2 separate regions of the Homo sapiens genome follow, and region 2 is linked to region 1. The links are chromatin loops, found by intact Hi-C in ENCODE. Cell type or tissue: GM12878. All regions are shown on one strand. Links, peaks and the distances in the headings refer to the core of each region. The heading gives the core; the rest is flanking DNA. Region 1 overlaps DUSP16 (dual specificity phosphatase 16). Region 2 has its middle 9.0 kb from the start of GPR19.

Region 1 (13,222 bases), core at 1,791-9,790:
AGAATGTAGTGGTTAATTTGGGGAAATGCACCTAAAGTGGATGAAAGAAAGAGAAGTATATGATCATTTGCTAAAATGTATGATACAGTGATAAGGGATGATTCAGAGTAGTCTGCAGAAGTCAGGGAAGACTTGATTAGGGCAGTGGAATTTTAATCAAACCTTGAAAGATGAGGAGTAAGATTTGGGTAGGGAGGGTTCTGCGCATTCTGAGGGGGAAAGAACATGATTAAAAATGTCAGGAATGAACATAGATTTGGAGGGGCAGTGAGCAGACCAGAGTGGATTTTTTGTGAAGGAGAGAAATGGGAATTGAGAGGACATGAGATCAAATTATGTAAGCTCTTTAAATCAGAAGGAAGAATTTGTACTTTAAGGTGATGGGTATTGTGAGCTATTGGAGATATGGCTGCAATACCTGTCATCTCTTAGTCACCAGATCTTTCTTCCAACCTCTTCGGTCTGTCTGGTTTTCTGGTCTTCTGCTACCATGAAGTCAGTTGAATGTTATTCCTCCCCCAGGTTGCTCCAGGAGCCTCTTAACTGATCTGTTCACATGCTCTGTCTTGCCACCTTCCAATCCATTGCTCACACTGCAGCCAAAGTTACATTTTTATTTTGTGTTTTTAACTAATTCAGATTACATCACTTCCCAGTTTAATATGCATCAATAATATGCAGTGCTCTTAAGATAAGTTACAAAATTTTTAACTGATTCACAAGGCCCTGCAGTGGCTGGCTTCTGCCTACCTTGCTAACTTCATCCAGTGCCACTTTAAGTCCTCAGTTGTTGTTTTGCCTCAGCTCCTTAGGCCTCCTCCCTGTTGCTCTAAACCTAAGACATCATGCACCCTGGGCCTTCACAGAGGCTCTGTCCTCTGCCCTGGGCTCTTCTCTCTGCTATTTACCTAGTTGTTTTCCTGCTAGATTCAATGTGGTTGTCAAGCCTTCCCTAGCTACCAGGCAAAGTTGGTTTCCATATGCCTTTGGCCACTTACCATAATTAGTTAATTATTCATCTAATTATTTGGTTAAAGTTTATCCCATAAAACTGTCAACTCCAGAGAAGGCTCTCTGTCTTGGTCACCACTGTTCCATTACCTAGCGCTATGTCAAACTCATAGTAGGTGCTATTAAGTGTTTTTTGAACTTATATGTGAAACGCAGTTATCCCTTTCTCCCTCACTGCTCTATGACGTCTCTTGTCAAAATGTGTAGTTGGCCAAAGAGGAGGACTGTACACAGAGTGGAATATACAGAAGTGGTCTTAGGGGAGAGCCTGTGGCTAGATGGCTTAGAAAGCTTTGCGCTTCACATGGATAGCCTGAGAAGTGAGCTGTATAGTGTGATTCATGGACAGTTTACAAGTTAGTCAGATTTTATTCTTGAATAATTCTCCAGACACTAGACTTGTATTCCTTTTTCCTCTTGACTCATCAAGTTTCCCCTATGGATAATCTCATTTCATTATCCATTTTGATGATGATTATAGACATGTCCAGCAGCCACACCATCCTCATCTGGGGTATAATCATAGTTGGTGTCTCATTGGTTTCCTATGGGATGTGCCCTGATTCCCTGAGCCATGGAGATATATTACGGGACTCTCCACACCGGTGTGGAGTCCTGCGCCATTTAGGGGCATCAGAAAAAATTTTCTTTCCCTTTTATGTAAAGTCCTGTGGATACAGCAGAATCATAGTAAGGATTCAGTGTCGCTTTTGGATAACCAAAGTGACACTCGCCAATTTTATCTTTTTTCCTGTAGTAGAAGAAAAAATGTTTTTTTCTTGCCCTGTGCCTCCTCACTCACCCTGAGAGTCTTCTGGGGCATTGTGGTCTAGGAATAGGAAGCAGATTTTGTGCCCCCACCCACACCAACTAGCTTTTGGCTTTGAATGGAATCAGGAAATCCTTCGGAACACCAAAAATATACAAGACTTATGTCCATCAACAGCTATTCATTGTAACAAGGAAGGATTCAATAAACATTTATTGAATTCTAATTATGTGCCAGGCACTATGCTAAATGCTGAGGTAATTACAAAGAATTATGGATAATTCTTATCCATAAGCAGCTCACAATAGCTGGAGAAGTAAGACGGGTCACAACACATACACAGTTATTTCACAGTTACTAGGTCAGTGGTAGGTACTGCCAAATGATTGGTATAAATTTTATAGAGCCTCTAAGCTGGACCATGTCTAGATACGCTGCTCAAGGAAGTTTGTTTTTTTTTTTTCTTTAAACGCAACAGAATTAGGGAAGATAGTATCATGAAACTTTTGTCTTAGTGGTGAGTATGTGTAGGTGTTCAGAGGGTTTGAGTGTAAAATGTATTTTGTTGATCCTGGTAAAAAAATTTTGGGACCATACTGCTATAGAAGAGGTGTAACTTGTGCTTGCCTGTGGTTTAGAAGGAAATACAAAATGGATTGGAAAGGTTGACTTTTCAAAAGCCTAAAGGCGGGAAAGCACAGATGTGTTAGGAAAATAGTAGGGAGACTCTGTGACTCTGGCTCTCCTACCTACAGAGCTTGTTAATTCTGTTCAGCCAAGTGGTAGATTCTGGCTGTATTCCTTTTGATGGGTTATTCTGGTTGCAGTCTTTAGAACAATCTTTGTTTCAGGACGTTTAAGAGGAGTTTTTCTGGGCATAGTTATGTATTGCCAATTTAAAAGATCAGCAGAATAGTTACCAGTCTACATCTTCTGAGAACTCTTCCTTCTTGAATAACACATCTGGATGTTGCTGATGGAGTTGATTTAAATATTATCCTGAGTTATAAGATCTGGACATTCTGAGTCATAAGAAATTATAAGTTGCATAATTTTAGTGTTTAGTGATTTGTCTGCTGGTGCTTTGAAAATTTTTCATTCATTTGTTGTGTATGTCATAACTGTTGTGTATGTCATAACTGTTGCATATGTCCTAATACCAAAATTAGATAGAATTTCCCATTTCCCAACTGTGTCACGTGATAGGGTTGTTTAATATAGGGCAAGCTCTTTTGGAGGTGTCATTTATGGGATAAGTTTTGTGAGATGTAGGCTACTTGTCAGCCTTCCTGAAAGAGAAATGCGTATCTATCCACTCTCCTCTTGGTCTGTGCTCCAGTAGATGGGGGTGGATGGAATAAGAGCTTTAAATTAATGCTTTAGATCATTTGGGATTTTTCTCTTTAGTATGGCTCAATTGGAGAGTTGGCTATATGGGAAAAGGTGGAATGCTGCTAATGCTGTGGAAAAAATGCTATGCTCTCTACCTTCCTAGGAGTAATTTACCAAACCTGTGTGGCTTGGCTTATCCAGACCAAAGTATCTACATTGAAACATTAGTTACATATTTTGTTTGCTTTCTTTAGGGGTATGAAATTATGTTGCTTTTTTTTTTCTTTTCTTTTCTTCAACTAGTTTCAACTCTCCATGTTTACTGTCTGCTGATCCCGAAAGAATTGTGACCATACTTTAGTCTGTTTTTGAGTGTCTAGAGAATAAAGTTGCCTAAATCAGACATGTCAGACTGAGGCATAACAGAATTACTCTTAAGAGCAATTAAAGTACTTTACTGCAAAATAAACATTTTCAGTATTTTCCATTTTTAATGTTAGAGTTGTCTCCTTTGTGTGATGGTAAAGCAACAGATTTTCTTTCCAGTATGGAGAGAAGAGAGAACTGTCCTCTACAGGTGAAGGTGTACTCTAGTTTTTCACATATATTCTAAAATAAGCAAATGAAAGGATTGTGTTTATGTTACAAAAAGGGAGTTTTGTTTTACAAAAGAATTAAACTACTTGAGAACTACAAAAGAATTTAATGGCTGGGCACGGTGGCTCACGCCTGTAATCCCAGCGCTTTGGGAGGCCAAGGCGGGCTGATCACCTGAGGTTGGGAGTTCGAGACCAGCCTGACCAACATGGAGAAACCCCGTGTTTACTAACAATACAAAATTAGCCGGGCATGATGGCGCATGCCTGTGATCCCAGCTACTCGGGAGGCTGAGGCAGGAGAATTGCTTGAACCCGGGAGGTGGAGGTTGCGGTGAGCGGAGATCGCACCATTGCACTCCAGCCTGGGCAACAAGAGTGAAACTCCATCTCCAAAAAACAACAACAACAAGAATTTAACCGCATAGTTCAAAAACTGTGAAACCATATGAACTATATGCAGATGATTTAAAATACAAAAGTTAAATTTGCATATGACTTTTTAGGAAAATGTCTTCCATAAAGTAGAGCTTTATATCAATATTATTTCTTTGTATAACCATGGAATCCATTCACAATATAGGGTGGGAGGGCAGTTCTCTTTGATTCTGCCTTCCTTGAAGGCGGCTCTGCCAGTTGATAAATCCCTAGTGACTTGCTCCCTATTTAAATGAAGGCATGAGTGGAAAGGCCCTCTGTCTCTCCCTGCAGGAAACCATCTTTAAAGTCATGGAACTGCTAAAAGGAGAGGGATCTATTTTTAGAACTTTGGCCTTAAAAACATTTTAAGAATATCAGTAAGCCACAGTAAAGTGCTACTTTTGTTTATTATGTAAATATACTTTCATTTAAAGAAAATACTGTGATATATAACTGATTGCATGGGTGAGAGGGAAGAGAAAAGAGTGACTAATTGGAATTGTTTAGTAGAGTTGTTATATGTATTTTATTTTACTTGGCAGATTTTTCCCCCCCAAAATGGAATGGTGGTTCACGTTTGCTTTTACAGAAAATCATATTTATAATTGGAATTGTGAAGGAGGTGATCTTAAGGGAAGACGTTTTCATGGCTGAATTAGGAGAAGGTGTTATCTAAATGAGGAATGCCTTAGAAGCTGTACCAGATGTTTTCTGTGTCGGAAGTAGTATCTATGTTTTTATTTGTAAACATGCATTCTTTTGGTTGGATTTATGGAAGACTAACAGAAACATGGGTTTTAGCATTGCGGTCTGGCTGCCTGTGCATCCACAGCTGTAGAGGCCAAGACGCTTCTCTGCCTGCAGGGACTGCCCATCCCTGTTTCTCAGCAGGCTGGAAATAGCTGTGTATTTGTCTTCCTTCCTCTTAGCACAGATACTTCCAGAGTAGGGGGCACAGTCATTCTTAGGTTCAGGTCCATGTTAGGGAAACACATGTGGGTTACTATGACTTTGTTTTCTGCATTCCCAGATGATAAACAGCATAAAATTAGGAATAGGAGAAACTTGGCAAGATTGGACAGTGAGCCAAGTCTTCAGACAACTTTAAAAAATAGGCGCAAATTTTTTCAAGAAGCTTATCAGTTTTTCGGTACTGCTTTTCACAGTAAATAGCGGATAACGGACTGATGTTATGTCTTGTAATGGAATCTAGCTTGGAGTCCCTGGGACAACAAAGTTATGATAAGGGCAGATAAGAGGACGCTTGATTCTTTGTCTCCGTTAGCCATTTGGAGCAGAACGTTTGCATAAATGAACTTTTCTTCTGAAGTGGATCTTGTTTGTAAGAGAACTTACGAAAGGAAGAGGGACATTTTAAGCATGTTTCAAAACTGAGTTGCTGGTGAGGCCACAGTTAGTTTTTAGAGGTCCAAGGGAAATCAGGCAGTGTCTCATCTGTTGTTAATTAATGAAACGAAACTGGAGTCACTAGAGTGCAGCAGTGAATGAAAGGTCAGTGAATGGAAAAAACTGTCAATGAAGGAGGATGTCAGCAGAGTGGAACATTGTCATAGATAAAGATCAGTGAAAATGTGCTCTGGCTGAGGTAGGGTTTTCTGGAAGTGACTGGGAGCCAGTCTGGGACATTTCAAGCCAAACTGAGCACTAAATGAATGTTCTGATTGCAGCTAAATCTGTTAAATATTTTTAAATATTTGTTTGAGTTTGTTCTAGATATCAGTTGAGAAAGATTTGTGAAAAAGAGGCTTCTTTTTGTTTTATAATGTGTTTTACAGTGTAGTGTTGTTTTGTTTGGCTCTTTTGTTTTGAAGCTGAACAATGGTTTCTTTCTCTCCTTTCTGTTCTCTGTCTTAGAACTTTCTAGAGCCACACTTACTTTTGAGGTCCACTGAAATCAAAGTGATCTAGGATCACTGTACCAATTAACGATAGAACTGGACCTCGAACAGCCTGGCTGATGGCTCAGTTTATGATTATTGCAGAATTGCATCTCCTCTGAAAGTTGTTCTGTGGGGGGTGACCTGACAGCCAAGGTCTACTACCAACTTGTAAATGGTGGTCATGAACAAACCAGTGACCATATTTACATTTCAACCAGTTCATCTGTAAACTTTGTTATTGGTGTCATGTGAAATTGCCTTTAAAGAGATTCTCCTTTCTCTGTTCTTGTCGGATCTTCTTCCTTCTCCCTCATTGAAGCCTTTGAGCGATATAGCTTTGGGGAAACAAGGCTCTTCCATCAGTTTGGGAGAGGACCATGGCCTTTTTAGCCTGGTCACAGCTGGGGAGGCCAGGACCCCATGAATATCATCAGCAAGGCTGTCCCTGCATCCAAGGGAGAGTTGAAAGTAATTCCATAGGATTTAGAAAAGTAGACTTATAACCTGGCTCTTCCGGTTATTATATTACGTGATTCTGAGCCTATATTATGTGATTCTGAGCCTTATCTATAAATGGGATTAGTAGTAACACCTATCTCATAGGGCAGCTGTAAGAGTGTGTAAATACCTATAGAGTGCTTAGAGCAATGTTTGTCACGCAGTAAGTGTTCAGTACATTCTAGGATTACATACATTATTTATAAAAATAATCATTTATAAGGTTCAAATGAAATTCAAGTGGTGTTTCCTTGGATTCTCTGTTTTCTCTTTGAGAACATTTATTGGAATATTGTTTTGTTGGATGTATGTATGTATTTTTTTGAGACAGGGTCTCACTTTGTCACCCAGGCTGGAGTGCAGTGGTGCGATCACAGCTCACTGCATCATCAACCTCCTGGGCTCAAACAGTCCTCCCACCTCAGCCTCTCAAGTAGCTGGAACTACAGGAATACTCCACCATGCCTGGCTAATTTTTTCTTTCTTTCTTTTTTTTTTTTTTTTTTTTTAACAGAGATTGGGTTTATCCATGTTGCCCAAGCTGTTTTGTTGAATTTAAATGACAACCATTCCAGGAACTGTTTTAGAGCCAGAATTGAAAAATATATGAAGACAGTTCTTTAGAGAAACACCAGAACTGGCAGGGCGCAGTGGCTCATGCCTGTAAACCCAGCACTGTGGGAGGCCAAGGTGGGTAGATCACTTGTGCCTAGGAGTTTGAGACCAGCCTGGGCAACATAGGAAGGACCCTGTCTCTACAAAAATACAAAAATTAGCTGGGCGTGGTGGTGTTCCCCTGTAGCCCTGGCTACTCGGGAAGCTGAGGTGGGAGGATCACTTGAGCCTGGGAGGCAGAGGTTGCAGTGAGCTGAGATCATGCCACTCCAGCCTAGGCAACAGAGTGAGACCCTGTCTTTAAGAAAAAAAAGAGAAACACCAAAACTACATGTTAATAGACACCACATTAAAATTTAACATCATACAATTTAATTGTAATTAAAATAGTGCCTGACAGTTGTTAGGTTGGGTAGGTGTAAGAAAAGCAAAGAATGATGAGAATCTTTAACATTTATTGTTACAAGAACTACCTTGGGGAAAAAACTCACTTAAATAATGACTGTGTTATTCAATTAGAGAGACTGAAAAGGAACAAAACACGAATAGAAACAAAAGCATAAATTCTAAACAGTGGGCACTTATATACCAATATTGGCTGACCCCCTTTTTTTGAGATTGTCTGTGGGTTGTACTTGTAAGTACAGGAGTTCTGATTGACTCCATTTCAGTAGTTGCTTTGACCCTAGCGTAGCATTTTGTAAGTGTGAATTCTACTAGCTATTAATATATTTTAGGGGGAATTCCATGGTCAGATAAGTTTGGGGAAACTTACTAGACTTCAATAAATGAAACCAGTTTCTTTGAAAATACTTTTTAGAACCTTTAGTAAGTTAACATGTGCTCTGACTCTGCCAGGGAGCTAGGATATACAATATTTCTCTCACTTTTTAGACCGCTATCCTGTCTGTCAGCTTCTTGCAGGACGCCAGTGCTCTGGGGCACACTTTGGGAAGTTAACCTTACAGGCATTCCTTTTTCCACTTTTTGTCTCAGATGAATACTAAGGAGGTGTAGCTAAACAGCCGCAGCTCAAAGGTGGAGGAAGGCCCCACAGATGGCGCTAGATACTGAATGTTTGATCACCGTAACAAAAAAACGGGGAGGCCGAGGTGGGCAGATCACCTGAGGTCAGGAGTTCATGACCAGCCTGGCCAACTTGATGAAACCCTGTCTCTACTAAAAATAAAAAATTAGCCAAATGTGGTGGCATGCGCCTGTAGTCCCAGCTACTCGGGAGGCTGAGGCAGGAGAATCGCTTGAACCCGGGAAGCGGAGGTTGCAGTGAGCCAAGATCGCGCCACTGCACTCTAGCCTGGGCGACAGAGTGAGACTCTGTCTCAAAAAAAAAAAAAAAAAAAGCAATAACCAGTGATACCTCCTGAGTGCTTTACTATACGCCAGGCACAAAATACTTTTGATATACTAACTAATTATCTCAACAACTCTGTGAGATAGGTGTGATCATTATCCTCATTTTATAGATGAGGAAATTAGAGTAGGAGGGGCTTAAGTAACTTGACAAATCAGACAACTAGAAAGTGGTAAAGCCAGGACAGGAACTCAGGTACAAGGGCTTGTGTTCTTACTTCCTCTGCTGTATGATCATGGGGCTTGCCCACATGTGTATGCTGTATGTACCGTGGCTTCTACGTGTGCATGCATGGGGCGGTGTGAGGGTGGTATTCTTGGACAAGAGAACGGCATGGAAATGTGAAATAACAATGAGTTTTATGTGGCTGGAGGTCATCATTGGAAACGGTAAGAAATGAAACTGGAGGCCAAGGCAGGTGGATCACCTGAGGTCAGGAGTTCCAGATCAGCCTGACCAACATGGAGAAACCCCGTCTCTACTAAAAATACAAAATTAGCCGAGGGTGGTGGTGCATACCTGTAGTCCCAGCTACTCAGGAAGCTGAGGCAGGAGAATCTCTTGAACTCGGGAGGCGGAGATTGCAGTGAGCTGAGATCATGCCATCGCACTCTAGCCTGGGCAACAAGAGCAAAACTTCGTCTCAAAAAAAAAAAAAAAAAATGAAACCATGAAACTGTAAGGTGCAGGTATCCTGAGGGCCTGTGACACAAAGGAATTTGTGATTTCTATAATGGATCCATGTATTCTGCCTATCAGATTACCTTAAGAACTTCAGTAAGTGGAAGAGCTTTAACTGCTTCTGTGTTAAAAAATATATAGAAAGACACTTGGTCAGGTTGGAGGCCAGGCCACTCTTTTTACATTCTGCAGGTGGCATAGTTGTCAACTGCCTACCATTCTAACTTGTTGCATTGAGGACCCTGCACTGAGCCTAGACAGTAGAGACAGGCGTCTGGCTGAATTATGCTTGAATTAAACATAATACAGGGCATAATGAAAGATGATTCCCTCTCAACTTCCTGCACTTCTAGCAGTTTTCAAGGGCATATTTTGTGTGTTTCTTGAAGTGGGAGAAAGTCTAATACAATATAACTCAAAGAGATGAAGATAAATACTTGAGTCAGATTTCAGGATCTTGTTCAAGGCTCAGTTAAAAAGGTACTATCTTCTAATAAGACTTAACATGTTATTTGTTGTTTTTTTATTTTTATTTTTGTTTTTGAGACGGAGTGTTGCTCTGTTGCCCAGGCTGGAGTGCAGTGGCGCAATCTCGGCTCACTGCAACCTCCGCCTTCTAGGTTCAAGCGATTCTCCTGCCTCAGCCTCCTGAGTAGCTGGGATTACAGGCACCCACCACCATGCCTGGCTAATTTTTGTATTTTTAGTAGAGACGGTTTCACCATGTTAGCCAGGCTGGTCTCGAACCCCTGACCTCAGGCAATCCGCCTGCCTCGGCCTCCCAAAGTGCGGGGATTACAGGCGTGAGCCACCGAGCCCTGCCTTGTTTTTAAATTTAATGTTAAAAATATACGAGGATCCCGTCATCCAAATCTCCTTGATTCGGACTTAGTGAATAGCGAGGGTTTGAATAGCAAGGCGTATATCTGAAAATTTATCAGAATCTGTTTGGTGTTTGGGTTTGGACAGCAAGGAATATTTAGATTGGAAAGCAAATAACCTTACTCATTTTTTCTTTTCCCGGAGGGAGTGAAAGCACCTCCTTTGGCTACATAGATTTCACTCCATTGAGTGGTGGCAAGACTGTGACTTAGTGAAGGTCATAGAGCAGATCATTGTAAGGACAGGACTAGAAAAAACTGAATTCTTCTAATTCTGAGTTCAGTAATCTTGCCACAAAGCCTTCCTGCACCCTAAGCAATTAGTCTGTCAGCACTTCTTTATAGTGCTTGCTGAGATGAACGGGAGCTCTCCAGACATCAGTGGTAATTATGGAGACCTTGACTAACTGCCCAGGGAATCCCCAGAACTTGATAGAATATTCGTAGGTGGGAGTATGTTTGTGATACCTTTGCAGTAAAAAATTTGTATGGTAAGAAGATTTAAAGTTAGTTGTAGAAAGAATTTTTGACTCGATCAATTTTATTTTGAAGAAGTTGCATTCAGCCTCAGTTTTCATTTCTTACATCCCCATTCTGCTTCTGTGAATTATTGGCTTGGTTACTTGCTACTAACTTTAAATCCTCTTTATGTTTTACAAAAAAAAACATTTGCATGGGGAGTGGGGAGCAAATGTTGTAGGGTATGTGAAGATGAAGAGAATATCTGAGAGAGAGGAGTCATTCATTATAAGTGCCTTCAGGACTTGCCTATCCCCATGGTAGCGTTATAGGCCAGGCCTAGTGCTGGATTATGCTTCAGTCTTAGCATCAGCAGCTGTAGCCAGGAATAGGTGTGCAGTGATATCCACTTGGATTCGTGGGTTTAAACTGTTTGAGCAGTTCACAGAAAGCTGGTTTTTATTTTGTGCGTGGCATAATTTTTTATAATTTTATAATGTTTATTCTTAGGTGGGTTTGCTGAGTTCTCTCGTTGTTTCCCTGGCCTCTGTGAAGGAAAATCCACTCTAGTCCCTACCTGCATTTCTCAGCCTTGCTTACCTGTTGCCAACATTGGGCCAACCCGAATTCTTCCCAATCTTTATCTTGGCTGCCAGCGAGATGTCCTCAACAAGGTGGGTGCTTTGAAAATATCCTTCATTGCTGGGTTTATATTGTTAGCTGGAGAAACAGCAGTTACCCATTATGTCATTTGAAACACACCCCAATCTCAGGAGCTGCTATGCCATTCTCAGTGTGCTCCCCAGGTAACAGTTGCGTCATCTCTTGGAGTGTTAATTTGTTTGATGTTACTTTTTACTGCAGGAAACCTAAATTATTGTCATGTCTACTTGTTCTTAATAGGTCCAAGAGAACTGAAATAGGACAGGATTTTTCAGAAGTTTAGCCTTATATTCTTAGGGTATTAATTGATCTATTATAATTGGGCACTCTCAGGCTGTTAGTTCCTGGATTATCACACATTTAGAAATATATTTATTTATTGCAACATACTAGAAAGGGATGCAGGTTGGGCTTGGATTGAGGAAGGTCCTCATGATGACTGCTGGCTGGGGGTGGGGAAAGGTGTTAAAAAGATGGTGAGGACAAAGGCTGAAACTATGCACTGCCAGCCTCCCTGGGTTAAAGCTCTTTGGAGGAGTTTGGTTGAGAAGGAAGAGGGAAGAGCATGGATTATTGATGAAAAAGACACGGGCCCTACTGGACAAAGCGTGCCCTAATGGAGGAACACATTGGATTGAGTGAGGCCTTTGTATATGATGGTACAAGCAGAACAGCAATAGAACTATAATCTGACTCCACAGCTTGTATGCTCTTAATTAGTAATGCTGCAAAATAGTGCTCTTACTGCGTGGAAAAGTGATTTTTCTCTAAAATCTCTTAATTTACATCACCACAAATTGAAAAAGCAGTCAGAGATCTTAATTCAACTATTGGTGATTTACAAGTGCTATTTTCCTATGCAAAGGGAAGAACCCCTTAACACGTTCTCCTTGAGTAACTAGAAGAATTGGGCTGATTGTAAAAATAAGCTTCCAGACTGGCTTTCTTTAGCACCTGGAAGGCAAGGCTTTCTAGGAGGAAGAAAAATACCCGATCATCGGGTCATTGGGTAGCAATAAGGCATTCTTTTGTGAGTGTGTGTATGTTTAAAACTCCTGCCTTTTCAAAATTTTGCCTCAACACTGTGTTGTTAATATGTCTGCTTTTACTGTGAGATCTGCCGATTTGAGATTTAATAGCTTATGCTTGTACCGAGCCTTTCTGGTGGGGTCACAATGCCTTTGAGTGTGCAGTTATTATTAATTCTTTTTAGAGATAAGCAGGCTATGTTACAGAAAGCAAAATTAATTTCTTAAAGTCCCATGCATTCCTAGGGCAAAGCTGGAGCTGGTTTATTTAATCTTCAGATCAGAAAATAAAATAAAATTCCTAGTTAAGAATCCTGTTTAATCCTGGTAAACCTTAACCAGCCATCAGCAGGTCATTCCACAAGTAATTGTGTTACAGATAGTTTTTGTTACTTTTGACACTCAGTTAAATGACACATTCATTTTGCTGTATACCTTTTTCAGATTTAATAAATATGTTGGTTAAAAAAGGTGACAGCAGTTAAACCAGAATTTGGAGTTGAGGATGGGAAAAATAGTAGTTTTCTTTTTTTAACTCTGGCTTCTAAACATATACAGCACTAAGCAGGATACATAGGTAGATGTATCGAGAGGAAATATTTGCAGTGGGGAGAATGGGTTTGTGGAAGTTTATAGGACAACACCTTGGGCAAGGAGTTATTATAGAAGGCTTGTCAGGAAGCACCCCTAAAATAGATGTATAGACTTTTATTTTTATTCTGCAAGGATGGTGAGAAATAAGAATAAACTATTAAGCTGGATAGCTTTGAAAGCAGTGAATATAAATTTATATTTGTGGCTCACACACTTTGGAATCCTAGCACCTTGGAAGGGTCAGGTGGGCAGATCATTTGAGCTCAGGAGTTTGAGAACAGCCAGGACAACGTGGCAAAACCCCGTCTCTACAAAAATTACAAAAATTAGCCGGGCTTTGTGGCCCTAGCCTGTAGTTCCAGCTACTTGGGAGGCTGAGGTGGGAGGATTGCTTGAGCTTGG
Region 2 (12,956 bases), core at 3,113-11,112, 200 kb before region 1:
CAGTCCATCAAAATCCATTGTTGCCTTCTTTCCCAGTAGCAGAATTATAACTGAGCATACAACTGCCCAGCAACATGAAATTCCCCTGTCTCCTTTGCAATTAGGTGTGGCTTTATGATGAAGTATTTTCCAATAGAATGTAAGCAAAGGTGGTATGTGTCTTCCAGGCCTAGTGCATAGAACCTGTCATGTGACCCCCTCAGAATCCGCCACTCTCTTTCCCCTTTCTCATGGGCTGGAAAGGTGAATACTAGAGCAACCTTGGAAGCCACATGTTGAAGATGACAGAGCCACCTTCAACTTGGGTCCCTGACCTGATTTGGGAGAAGAAATAAGTTTTCATTTTGGGGTCTTTTTTTTTTTTTTTTTTGATGGAGTCTCATTCTGTCGCCAGGCTGGAGTGCAATGGCGTGATCTCAGCTCACTGCAACCTCCACCTCCCAGGTTCAAGTAATTCTCCTGCCTCAGCCTCCCGAGTAGCTGGGATTGCAGGCACGTGCCACCACACCCAGCTAATGTTTGTATTTTCAGTAGAGACGAGGTTTCACCATGTTGGCCAGGATGGTCTCAATATCCTGATCTGCCTGCCTCAGCCTCCCAAAGTGCTGGGATTACAGGCATGAGCTACCACACCGGCCCACTTTTTATAGCATTTTACAGTCACTCCTAACTAATGCATATGGAACAGTTTGGGAGATAGGGAATAGGGAAGGTGAAGAATTTGGTTTATCACTCAATGGTCAGTATGAGCATTGAAATTAACTTAATCCCCAGGGAAAAGAAAGAATGAAAAGGTATGTCCCTTAAGAGGGCTACAGAAGGCCAGGCACAGTGGCTCATGTTTGTAATCCCCTCACTTTGGTAGGTTGAGTCAGGAGGATTACTTGAGGCCAGGAATTCAAGACCAGCCTGGCCTACATAGCAAGACCCTGTCTCTACAAAAAAATTTTTTAAAAAACAGCTGGGCACAGTGTTGTGCACTTGTAGTCCCAGCTACTTGGGGGGCTGAGACAGAAGGACCATTTGAGCCCAGGAGTTCAATGTTATAGTGTACCACTGCACTCCAGCCTGGGCAACAGAGGGAGACTCTGTCTGTAACGAAAATAAAAAGAGGGCAAAAGAGACAATACTGGAGACAAGCATCTGACACAAAATGTGAAGGGATGTTATGATTGGTGGGGCTCTCTGACACCTATCCATATTTACAAATGTGCCATTAATCATATGGCCAGGTTGGATCCTGAGTAGATTAACAGTTACACGGGTACAGGAATAAGGATGCATGTGGTATTTTTTTTTTTTTTTTGGAGATGGAGCTCCATTCTTGTTGCCCAAGCTGGAGTGTAATGGCACGATCTTGGCTCACTGCAACCTCCACCTCCCAGGTTCAAACGATTCTCCTGCCTCAGCCTCCCAAGTAGCTGGGATTAGAGGTGCGCGCCACCAGGCCCAGCTAATTTTTTGTATTTTTAGTAGAAACGAGGTTTCACCATGTTAGCCAGGCTGGTCTCGAACTCCTGACCTCAGGTGATCCACCCACCTCGGCCTCCCCAGTTGCTGGGATTACAGGTGTGAGCCACCGCACCTGGCTGCATGTGGTATTCTTAATTCTTTCACATCACACTTGAGGTGTGCAACACTCATTGTTTCTCTGTTGTCCTGTACTCCCTTCTCAGACTCTGTTCCCATAACCTCTGCTGGGGGGACAGCAGATTATGAAACCCTGTTCCCATTCCCTTACCGAAGTTGATCAGACAAGGGGAGAGGAGGTGGTTGTTTGACCTAAACTTGGCTAGCCAAATTTTTTCTCCCGAAAATTTGGAATCAAGTCTGAGAAACTTCAATTAGTAAATTGTAAGGCAGAGACTAATGAGGTAATGTAGACTTGAGATTGAAAGTACCCTTTTAAGAACACTGTCTTCAGTGGGGTACGGTGGCTCATGCCCATAATCCCAACACTTTGGGAGGTTGAGGTGGGAGGACTGCTTGATCCTAGAGTTCAAGACCAGCCTGGGCAACAAAGTAAGATCCGTCTCTACAAAAAATTTAAAAAGTTAACCAGGTGTGGTGGCATGTGCCTGTGATCCCAGCTACACGACAGGTGGAGGTGGAGGATCCCTTGAGCCCAGGAGATCGAAGCTGCAGTGAGCCCTGTTCATGCCACTGCACTCCAGCTTGGGCAACAGAGTGAGACCCTGTCTCAAAAACAAAAGGACACTATCTTCAGCCCATGTGTGATGAAGATGCAGATAATGTCTGTCTGCAGAGTGTCAGAAGAAAGAAAAAAATGTGCAAAGGGGGCAGAGAAGAGAGACCACATAGTTTTAGGAAGACAGACAGCCCCGAGCAACCAAAGACTCTTCAGTTTCCGGATCCTGAAGCTCATGAGGTACTACTCCCTATATTTACGTTCTATTAGCTCATGAGGTGCTACTCCCTACATTTACGTTCTATTAGTTCATGAGGTACTACTCCCTACATTTACGTTCTATAGCACTGTGTTTATAAAGTAATTTCCCCCCCTTTGCTCCAAGCTAGCTTGTTATGAGTTTCTGTTGGTTGAACCCAAGTCATCCCTAATTAACGTAATACTTTAATTTTTTTTTTTTTTTTTAGACGGAGTCTTGCTCTGTCACCCAGTCTGGAGTGCAGTGGCGTGATCTTGGCTCACTGCAACTTCTCCCTCTCCTGGGTTCAAGCAGTTCTCTGCCTCAGTCTCCCAAGTAGCTGGGATTACAGGTGTGTGCCACCACGCCCAGCTAATTTTTGTATTCTTAGTAGAGATGGGGTTTCACCATCTTGGCCAGGCTGGTCTTGAACTCCTAACCTCGTGATCCACCAGCCTTGGCTTCCCAAAGTGCTGGGATTACAGGCGTGAGCCACCGTGCCCAGCCACTTTAAATACTTTAAAGCAGGTTCCCTGGTGTCATCACATTTGATCCTCATAAGACCACAATTGTGAGGCAAATGCTATTATCCACTCTTGCAGATGAAGCTCTGAAATAGAGAACTGAGTGTTCCAAAGCCACAAAAGAGAGCAGAGAAGGCACTAGGACTAGTGTACTTATTAGTCCTACTTAAGCTGAGTCCAGAATCCATTGTAGAAGATGCAGTGACTGGATAGGTTTGCAATTATATCACTAAGGCTTCATTGGTTTAATTTACTTAGAATGCACTATTCACAAAACAAAGGCTCTGGGGAAAATGGGATTCAAATGCCTGGAAAAATGGCATCTTTGAAAAAATTAGATTCAAGAAGGGTTTAAAACTAATCTAGTGGGGTCAGAATTTAAAGAAAAAAAATGCATCAGGCATTTTACTTAGATGAAAATTTTCATTTCCAAGTAAAATGTAATGAACTAATGCAAGTTTACCAGCATTGCCAGGACCATAAGGATAGGAAATAGGCCGAGGTGGGAGGATGGTTTGAGCCCAGAAGTTTGAGACCAGCCTGGGCAAATAGCGAGACCCCATCTCTACAAAAAATTTAAAAATTAGCTGGGCATGGTGGCACATGCTTGGAGTCTCAGCTACTCAGGAGGCTGAGGTGGGAGTATCGCTTGAGCCAGGGAGGTTGAGGCTGTAGTGAGCTGTGATCACGCCACTGCACTCCAGCCTGGGCGACAGAGCTAGGCCGTATCTCAAAAAAAAAAAAAAAAAAAAAAAAAAAAGAATAGGAAATAAATAGCAAAATTTGGATTCATGATCACACACATAATTTAATTTCCATGGTTAAAACATAAGTGGACAACTTCTACTACTAAAATACAGAATTTGGGCTCGGCGCAGTGACTCATGCCTGTAATGCCAGCACTTCGAGAGGCCAAGGTGGGAAGATCGCTTGAGGCCAGGAGTTTGACCCCGCAGTGAGCTATGATGGCACCACTGCACTCCAGCCTGGGCGACAGAGCGAGACCCTGTCCCTAAAAAAATAAATAAATAAAATATGGAATTTGGAACAATAAACATATTTATTACCAATCCACCACATTCAACTACATTCTATTTTTTACATTGAGAAGACATAAAGGAGAACATTTTCCCTGATTCTGATCTTAGTCTTCAGTTTATACAAACTTCCATGTAAAACAAAACTGGAACCTACCCACTTGCTGTTCTTGACCAACTCTCTGAATAATTATCCACATTAATATTTGTTCATTTCTTCATTCATTAAATTTTTAATGAACCCTCACCAGATGCCAGACTCTCTGAGGACACAGCAGAGAACAAAGATAGCCAAAGTCCCTGCTGTCATGAAACAGAACTTACACTCAAGTGTGGAAGACAGACAATGGACAAATAAATAAGCATAATATGTCATGTTGCTGTAAGTGCTAACACGACAAATCAACTAATTAAGAGTACGGAGGGTAATGAAGGCAGATGCTGTATGAACAAGGAAGGACTTTTCAATAAAGTGATATTTGAGTAGAATCCTGAATGGAATGAGAGCATGGACCATGTAATTTTGTGTTGCAGGCACAGGAAATAGCAAATCCAGAGGCTCTGAGGTAGGAATGTGTCTGGGATAGTTGAGGGACAATAAGGGAACTAGTAAGCTGGAAACATGGTGAGTGGGGGCTGGGGAGTAGGAGATGAAGTCAGAGAAGAAGGAAGTAGAGACCCCAATCATGTAAACTTTATAAGCCATGGTAAAGGCTGGATTTTATGCCAATTGAAGTGCATCATCCTTGAGCATAGAGTTTTTTTACCTGACTTCGGGTAACTTTTGTCACTTTGCTGAGTAAGAAGTATTTCAAAGAGGCAAGAGAGAAGTAGGGAGACCATGTATTATAGTAGACTATACACTAATCCAGATAAGAGGTCATGGGCCTCAGACCAGGGTGGTAGCAGTGTACATGAAAAGAAGGGTAGAGAGTTGATAGTGTGTTTTTTGAAGATACAGCCAATGGGATTTGCTGAAGATTTGGAAATGGTCTGTGTGTGTGAGAAAGAGTTCATGATGACTCCAAGCAACTGAAGAAAGGTATGACCAGTTGCTGAGATAGGGTTGATTGAGAGATGAACAGATTTTGTTTGGGTCATGTTAAGTTTGAGATGTCCATAGACATCCAAATGGAGATGTCGAGTAAGCAGATGGATATGTGAGTTTGGAATTCAGGGCAGAAGGGTCTGTGCTGGAGATACACATTTGGAAATGTTTGGCATTCAGATGATATTAAAGCTATGAGACTAGATAAGAACACCAAGGGAGTGGGTTTAGATGTAGAAAAGAGCTAGGCAGTTAGCCTTAGGGTACTACAACTTTTAGAAATCAAGATGAGAAGTATCTAGATAAAGGAGATAGGGAAAAAGCCCTTAGTAGAGTGGAGGAGAGCCAAGAGAGAGGTGACCCAGGGATCAAGTAAAGAGAGTGTTCCAAGGAGGAAAGCATGATCAAATGATTCCAATGCCACTGATAGGTCAAGTAAGATAAACACTGAAAACTGACCATTGCATTTGGCCATCAAGTTCACTGATGACTTGATAAGAGGAGTCTTGGTAAAGATGTGAAAGCCTGACTGGTGTGAGTTAAAAAGAGAAAGTCATGTTATGCATGCTGTGTACCCACATGAATAAATTATGCACACACACTCCTAGTCTAAGCAGAGGGTAGATGGGTTCTGATCAGGAAACCAGTCTGGCAACAGGCCAGGCTGTGGCCAGGGGTGAGGGCTGGCTGACGGGGAAGCAAGCATATTAAAATGGTGCCATATATTGACTGCCTTTCTCTACTCTTTCATTGCCTGGTTTTACACTGTTTCCTTCAATATCTTTTCTTAACTGTCATAAAAAAATTATCATACTGGCCAGGCTTGGTGGCTCATGTTTCTAATCCCAGCAATTTGGGAGGTGGAGGCTGAAGAATCACTTGAGCCCAGGAGTTCAAGACCAGCCTGGGCAACATAGTGAAACCCTGTGTCTACAAAAAACACAAAAATCAGCTGGGTGTGTGGTGGTGTATGCCTGTAGTCCCAGCTACTGGGGAGGCTGAGGTGAGAGGATCTCTTGAACCCAGGAGTTCAAGGCTGCAGTGAGCTGTAAACATGCCACTGCACTTTTCAGCCTGGGCAACAGAGCGAGATCCTGTCTCAAAAAAAAAAAAATTGCCATGCTGACAAATGACCTTATCTTTAAAAGTAACCATTTTTGCAGGATATGCTAAGAGAATTAGCAAATAATTAGCTTTGCTTGTGAGTCTCTCATTTCAACTGGCAAATGTTCTGCTTAGAAAATCACTGTAGAACAGCATCTTCTGTTCCCACCATAATAGACTATCTTATTAACCAGATAAACAGTGTATGGCTTTATTATAAATTCTCAGCAATTTTTTTTTTCTGAGATGGAGTTTCGCTCTTGTTGACCAGGCTGGAGTGCAATAGCACGATCTCAGCTCACTGTAACCTCCGCCTCCCAAGTTCAAGTGATTCTCCTGCCTCAACCTCCCGAGTAGCTGGGATTACAGGCATGGGCCAAGATCGCACCACTGCACTCCAGCCTGGGTTAGAGAGCAAGACTCCGTCTCAAAAAAAAAAAAAAAAGATGCATTTCTATTTATTCTTGACAAAAAGCCTTTCCCAATGCTGTAATGATGGTGTTTTTCTCCAAACCTCGATAATCTGCTCGGATCTTCTATATTGGTGTATCAATTATATCTCCAATGTCAAATGCAATTTGCAATTAGTTGCCTTTTTCCATAACTCAGGATAAGATTGTTTGACCTAGAATGTTTCCAAGTAGTTTTCCTTCCCTTCCTTTACTGAAGAAACAGAAACATCCAAAATAGTTAGGCGCTCTGTGGCCACAGGAGGACAGAAGAGGATTAGTAATGAGATAGACTACCCTCCCCCAATTCGGAACATTCATGAAGCAGGAATGTAATTGACCTGCTGTGCTGTTTAAACAGCACAGGAGGGCAGCACAAGGCCAGAACTGTCAGCCCTAATCCTGCAACTATTCCAAACCACAACTGTATTTATAATCTGCTTTTCTAAATGCATACACAAGAGTTTTAATCCCCACCAAATTTAATTGAACTCTAAATTTGCATAGATTCTACCTATTCAACATTTTTATATCATTTTCATACACTACTCACACAATAATCTGAATTTAACAATTATTTTATGATAGTATTTTTTGTTTTTATTTTTCTGAGACAGAGTCTCGCTCTGTTGCCCAGGCTGGAGTGCAGTGGCACGATCTCGGCTCACTGTAACCTCTGCCTCTTGGGTTCAAGCGATTCTACTGCCTCAGCCTCCTGAGTAGCTGGGATTACAGACCTGTACTACCACACCCAGCTAGCTTTTGTATTTTTAGTAGAGGCAGGGTTTCACAATGTTGGCCAGGCTGGCCTCAAACTCCTGACCACAAGTGATCCGCCCATCTCAGCCTCCCAAAGTGCTGGGATTACAGGTGTGAGCCACAGCGCCTGGCCTTATGATAGTGTTTTAACAGTTGTCTATACAGTCAAGTTAAGTATTACAACCCTTAACAAGTGAAGTAGAACAAAAGATCAAAGGTGACTTCTCTATAGTCACACACGATTGGTTGCAAAGTCAAGATAACAACCTAAACTTGATCCTTTTCCACTACACATAGCTCTTTCAGAAAGTGCTTCCCCCGCCACATACACACCAACACATACACTGTCTCTATGACTTACTCACTTTGACTTCAGATATAAATCTATTTAGTCTTTAATCTTTTTTGTATCCTCCAATGAAGCTAATCTAATGCTCTAAACAAAATAACCGCAAAGTAGGTAATTAGCACCCAGTAGATATGATTGGCAAGTACACCTGGTTCTAGTGAAGATCCCAGAGATGGCTCCCAGTGCACGGTATTAGGAATCCTAGACATGGCAGTCATGCAACTTATACAGTCTATAGCCCCTTCCAAGAGAAAAGTACTCCAACTCCAAGCCACTGGCTTGGGCTCCTAACTCAGCACTATGGTTTATGATGGGGCCTGGTACAGACTGCTCTACCCAAAAGAAAGAAAATGGTTATTAGCTAAGCCAAGAACTAGAACTAGGAAGTACAGTAAGAACTAGGAAGTACAGTAAGAAGAAAACAGACAGGTGCATTGAGAAGACATGTAGGGACCAGCAGAATCACTATGTGCTAGAGCGAGGGGCCATAGGCTTCTATGGCAAAGATGTCTAGAATTCACAGACCTTGGGAATCTTTGATTACCATTTACCTGCGAACCTTTCAAGGTCCCATAGTTTGGCTTTTCATGTCCTATGGCTAAGATTCCTGTTACACACACGAACACGCACTCACGCATACTCCATATACTACTTGTGGTAAAAAGTGAGACTGTGTCTCACAATCAATAGACCTTACCCAACCACCAATGCCACAGACATAGAGGCAAGTTGAAATTAGGTAATAGATCCTTTCCACGTCCAATATAAGGGTAATCTAACCTCAGCCAAGCTCATTTGGAACATGTGATACTTGACCCCAGGTGTACTTCATTCACTCAATATGTATCCTTTATTACCTACAATGTGTCAGGCATTGTGCTGAGTGCTAGAGTTACAGAGACAAACAAGCACCAGAAACAAATAAGACAAAGTCTCTATTTTTGTGGGGCTCCTAGCTCTGTGGGAAAAGCTGGAACATCATACAAAAAAAGGAAATAAATTATAGAAAATTTAAGGAAACTGTATACTGATTGCCTAAACGGTAGATTCTCTTTTGCACTTAAGTCATCCTAACAGCTCTTCTATCCAAGTTCAGTTTATCAGTCATGATGAGATTCATGTCAGTATACGGTACATCCAAGTGAAAAGACCAGAACAAAATTAAATCATCATTTTTTAACACCTTTATCACTGGGGTGTAGAATAGTGTAATTAGAGGGCCAGGATTAATAAGTTCATTATGACCATTATTTAACAGGAATGCTGCGTTCTCAGGACTTTAAATGTGACTATGATGTTTTAGATTTAAGTTGAACATCCCTTACTGGTTTGTTTTGAGTGATTCTCAAAGCAGAGAAATAATGAAAACTGGTTTAAAATAGAGAAAAAAAACGAGAAGGCACTGAGTAAAAGGAGAATGGAGATCCAGAAAACTAGGGTCTTTTAAAATGAGTCATCACCGTAAGGATCTAGATTTATCACAGGTCTATATTTACCATGGATTTAATCATAATTACTGAAACTAATTTTTTAAAAAACCCACCAGTACATACTCTAACATGTTTAGCCTGACTTTGTAACACTATTTTACAGAGTATTCTGTTGCACTTTTTTAAAGCACTAGAGATGTGAGTCAAATACCAACTTGTATTTAGAATTTTAGAAATATTCTATCTAATCTGTTATTCTATTCCTAATAGAATAAGATTCTATTAATATTTTAGAAATATTATATTATTTATTCTATTCTATTCTATTAGTATTCTATTATTTTAGGATACAGCACAATTAAATTCAACAAATATTTAGTTGTGCCTAATTTGTACAAACCATAAGGCTAGTCATCAGAGGAATTTTGAAAAGTGAATAAAATACAATCACTGTCTTCAGTGGGAGGAGCTTTATTCTACATATGCAAATTAAAAATATTATTCTACATATAAAAATCAGACAATAACATAAACATAAGGCCAAATATGTGTTCTATAAAAAGATGATGCAAGCAAAATGCTTATAGGAGAGATCAGGAAAAGATTTACTGAAGAGACAGCCTTTGTCCATTCTTTTTTTTTTTTTTTTTTTTTGAGACAGGGTCTCACTCTGTCACCAGGCTGGAGTGCAATGCCATGATTATGCCATGACCTCTTCAGGCTCAAGCAATTCTGCCACCTCAGGCTCCCAAGCAGCTAGGATGACAGGCACGCACCACCACACCCAGCTAAAGTTTTCATATTTTGTAGAGCCAGGATTTCGCCATGTTGCTCAGGCTGCTCTCAAACTCCTGGAGTCAAGCAAACCTCCTGCCTTGGCCTCCCACAGTGCTGGAATTACAGGCATGAGCCACCTGGCCTGGCCTTTGAAATGGTTCTTTAGAACTCAATGGATTTTAGCTGGGAGAAAGGGGTAATTGAGTAAATCAAATGGGGCGATTAACTAAATGTTAACTTGGTGAATAGAAAGGACACTGTCCAAAATATCCCATAATTGGGTACCAACTCTTTGAAATTATAGGATTAGGATTTTCTCTCCCTTTTGTCTACTGGCAGTCCTATCTCCCACAATAAAAGCTTTATATGCCAGATATAGTCATTATTAGCTAATGGGCAAGCAACAAATGGGGAGATAATGTTAATATAATTCAGAAATTACATTGCTTCATTCATTATTTTTCCCAGCACACTAACATTTTGGGGCAAGCAGGGACAAGCTTCTCACAATTAAAGAGAAAACCTTAGCAACATATAAAGATGTTAAGAAAAAAAGCAGAAAATTCTGCAAGAATGCCTTCCTTTGGTGCAAACAGAGGCTTGTTTGGTGGCTTCAAGAGTTTTTTACAACATTAAGTTCTGTGGTAAACTGCAAAGTGTAAATGAAGGTGCAAAACCATTTTACCCCATTGGGGGAAAACTGATTGATAAAAAAGACAAAATCCTCGATCGGATTTTTAATTTTGATGAAACTGCTCTTAATTGGAATTAATACCCTCAAGGGCATATACATCCAAGGAAGAATCATGTGCCCCAGGATTCAAGAAACTAAAGCAGCACTGTCCAACAGAAACATTCGACAATTTAGGTTTTCTGGGAGCCACATTTTTAAAAAGTAAAAGTAAAAAGAAATGTTGAAGTGACATTTCAACATGTAATCAATATAAAATTTATTGAGATTTTTACATTATTTTTTATACTAAATTCTTAAAATCTTATGTGTATATTTTATACTTAACAGCCCTTCTCAATTTGGACTATCACATCTAAGTGTTCAATAAACACAGATGGCTAGTTACTACTGTATTGGACAGCATGGCCCTAAAGGATGACTGTGATATTGAGTACAAGTGTCAGAGGGAATTTAATTGTGTATTTTTTATTAGCATAGTAATTTTTATAGCCCTCAACTAACAAAGTTGCAAAGGTTTTGAGTGACCTGCTTCTAACCCTATATTTCCCACAAGTCCTGTTATTTTTAGTGCACCATTAAAAAAACATGCTTGTTTTCTCTGTACATACTTCCCTAAGCCTCCCTTGAAGCTAAAGGTAGTCATATGACATAGTTCTGGGCAGTAAGAAATAAAGGGAAGTCTGCAACATCATATGGGAAACATTTTTTGCCCTTATGAGAGAGTCTAACAAAACAACAACAACAACAAATAGCCAGGTGTGGTGGTGCATGCCTGTGATTCCAGCTTCTTGGGAGGCTGAGGTGGAAGAATCACTTGGGCCCAAGAAGTCAAGGCTGCATTGAGCCATAATCATGCCATTGCACTCCAACCTGGGCAACAGAGTGAGACTCTGTCTCAAAAAAAATAAAAAATAAAAAATAAAGGGACAGAGAGAGAGAGAAAGAAAGAGAGAGAAAAAAGAAGAGAGAGGCCTCAAGGAGAAAGCTTTTGGCCAGGTGCAGTGGCTCATACCTGTAATCTCAGCACTTTGGAAAGCCGATGTGGGAGGATCGCTTGAGGCCAGGTGTTCAAGACCAGCAGGAGCAACATGAGGAGACCCCATCTTTACAAAAAAAAAAAAAAAGAAAGAAAGCTTTTTTTGGCTCATACTCTCTTTTCTATTTGAAACATTTCATATGAGAACATGATGTTTGGAACTGCGGCAGCTATCTTGTGACTATGATAATAGACTCTTTAATACATTGAAGATAACAGACCATAAAGGTATCTCTCCTTATCAGAGATGTAAATGGAATGAAGTCAGCCATGCAAACATGCCAGTAGATGGAGGCAAGGGCAGAGTTCCCTAGCAGGAAGTAGAGTGCATCTGCTTCCTGTCCTCAGTGGGCATTATTTGACCAGTCACAAACCAAATTTGCCCTTCTTTCTCCCTTTTCCCCTCTCGTGCTGAAGATTCTCTTCCCTCTGATTGAAACACTGTTTTAGTGATGGGATCTTGCTATATTGTCCAGGCTGGACTTGAACTCTTGGGCTCAAGGGATATTCCTGCCTCAGCCTCCTGGGTAGCTGGGACTATAGGCATGGGCCTGTGCCAGCAGAAACATCCTTTCTTTAGGTATGACAAGAGTACTGAATTACCCCCAATACTTAAGACCTGAGTGCAGAGCTAAAAGTAAGCAAAATTTATTTGGCTTATTAGGGATTCATACACAAACCCTGCAATTTGGCCCTAATATGTATGTTTTCAATTTTTTTTTCTTGAGACAGAGTCTTGCTCTGTTGCCCAGGCTGGAGTGCTGTGGCACGATCTCGGCTCACTGCAACCTCCACCTCCCAGGTTCAAGTGATTCTCCTGCCTCAGCCTCCCGAGTAGCTGGGATTACAGGTGTGCACCACCACGCCCGGCTAATTTTTTGTATTTTTAGTAGAGACAGGGTTTCACCATGTTGGCCAGGCTGGTCTCAAACTCCTGACCTCATGATCCACCCACTGCAACCTCCCAAAGTGCTGAGATTACAGGCGTGAGCCACTGTGCCTGGCCAAATTCATTCTTTCTTTTCCCTGGAGATTAAGCTAATTTCAATGCTCATACTGACTGTGATAAACCAAATTTTTCATCTTCCCTATTCCCTATCTCCCAAACTGTTCCCTATGTATTAGTTAGGAGTGACTGTAGAATGCTATATAAAATGGGCTGGGCACAGTGGCTCATGCCTGTAATCCCAGCACTTTGGGAGGCCAAAGCTGGCGGATCACGAGGTCAGGAATTTGAGACTAGCCTGGCCAACATGGTGAAACCCCGTCTGTACTAAAAATACAAAAAATTAGCCGGGCGTGGTGGCACGCACCTGTAATCCCAGCTACTCGGGAGGCTGAGGCAAGAGAATCGCTTGAACC

What was found. Hi-C counts contacts between places; a loop is a spot of excess contacts. Peaks named below come from ENCODE experiments on the same cell type or tissue, not always from the same donor. Only the 100,000 strongest peaks of a DNase experiment are listed, where the experiment ranks them.
Region 2: it touches region 1 in a loop (2.5-fold over the local background); 3 of 110 quality-filtered maps call a loop at or near these places.

Annotation. Positions count from the first base shown.
Region 1 is chr12:12,498,506-12,511,727 of GRCh38, reverse strand. DUSP16 (dual specificity phosphatase 16) reads left to right here. Exons shown (of 7, transcript NM_030640.3): 4 at 11,046-11,209. Among named protein-coding and RNA genes, the nearest start is that of DUSP16, 58 kb to the left of the region's middle. In GM12878, for the core only: a CTCF peak has its summit at 8,184; a DNase peak (open chromatin) is centred at 5,607; H3K4me3 peaks cover 1,057 bases; H3K27ac peaks cover 4,020 bases.
Region 2 is chr12:12,698,705-12,711,660 of GRCh38, reverse strand. It overlaps a transcript of GPR19 not described here. Among named protein-coding and RNA genes, the nearest start is that of GPR19, 9.0 kb to the right of the region's middle. In GM12878, for the core only: a CTCF peak has its summit at 6,880; no DNase peak of the experiment used is centred there.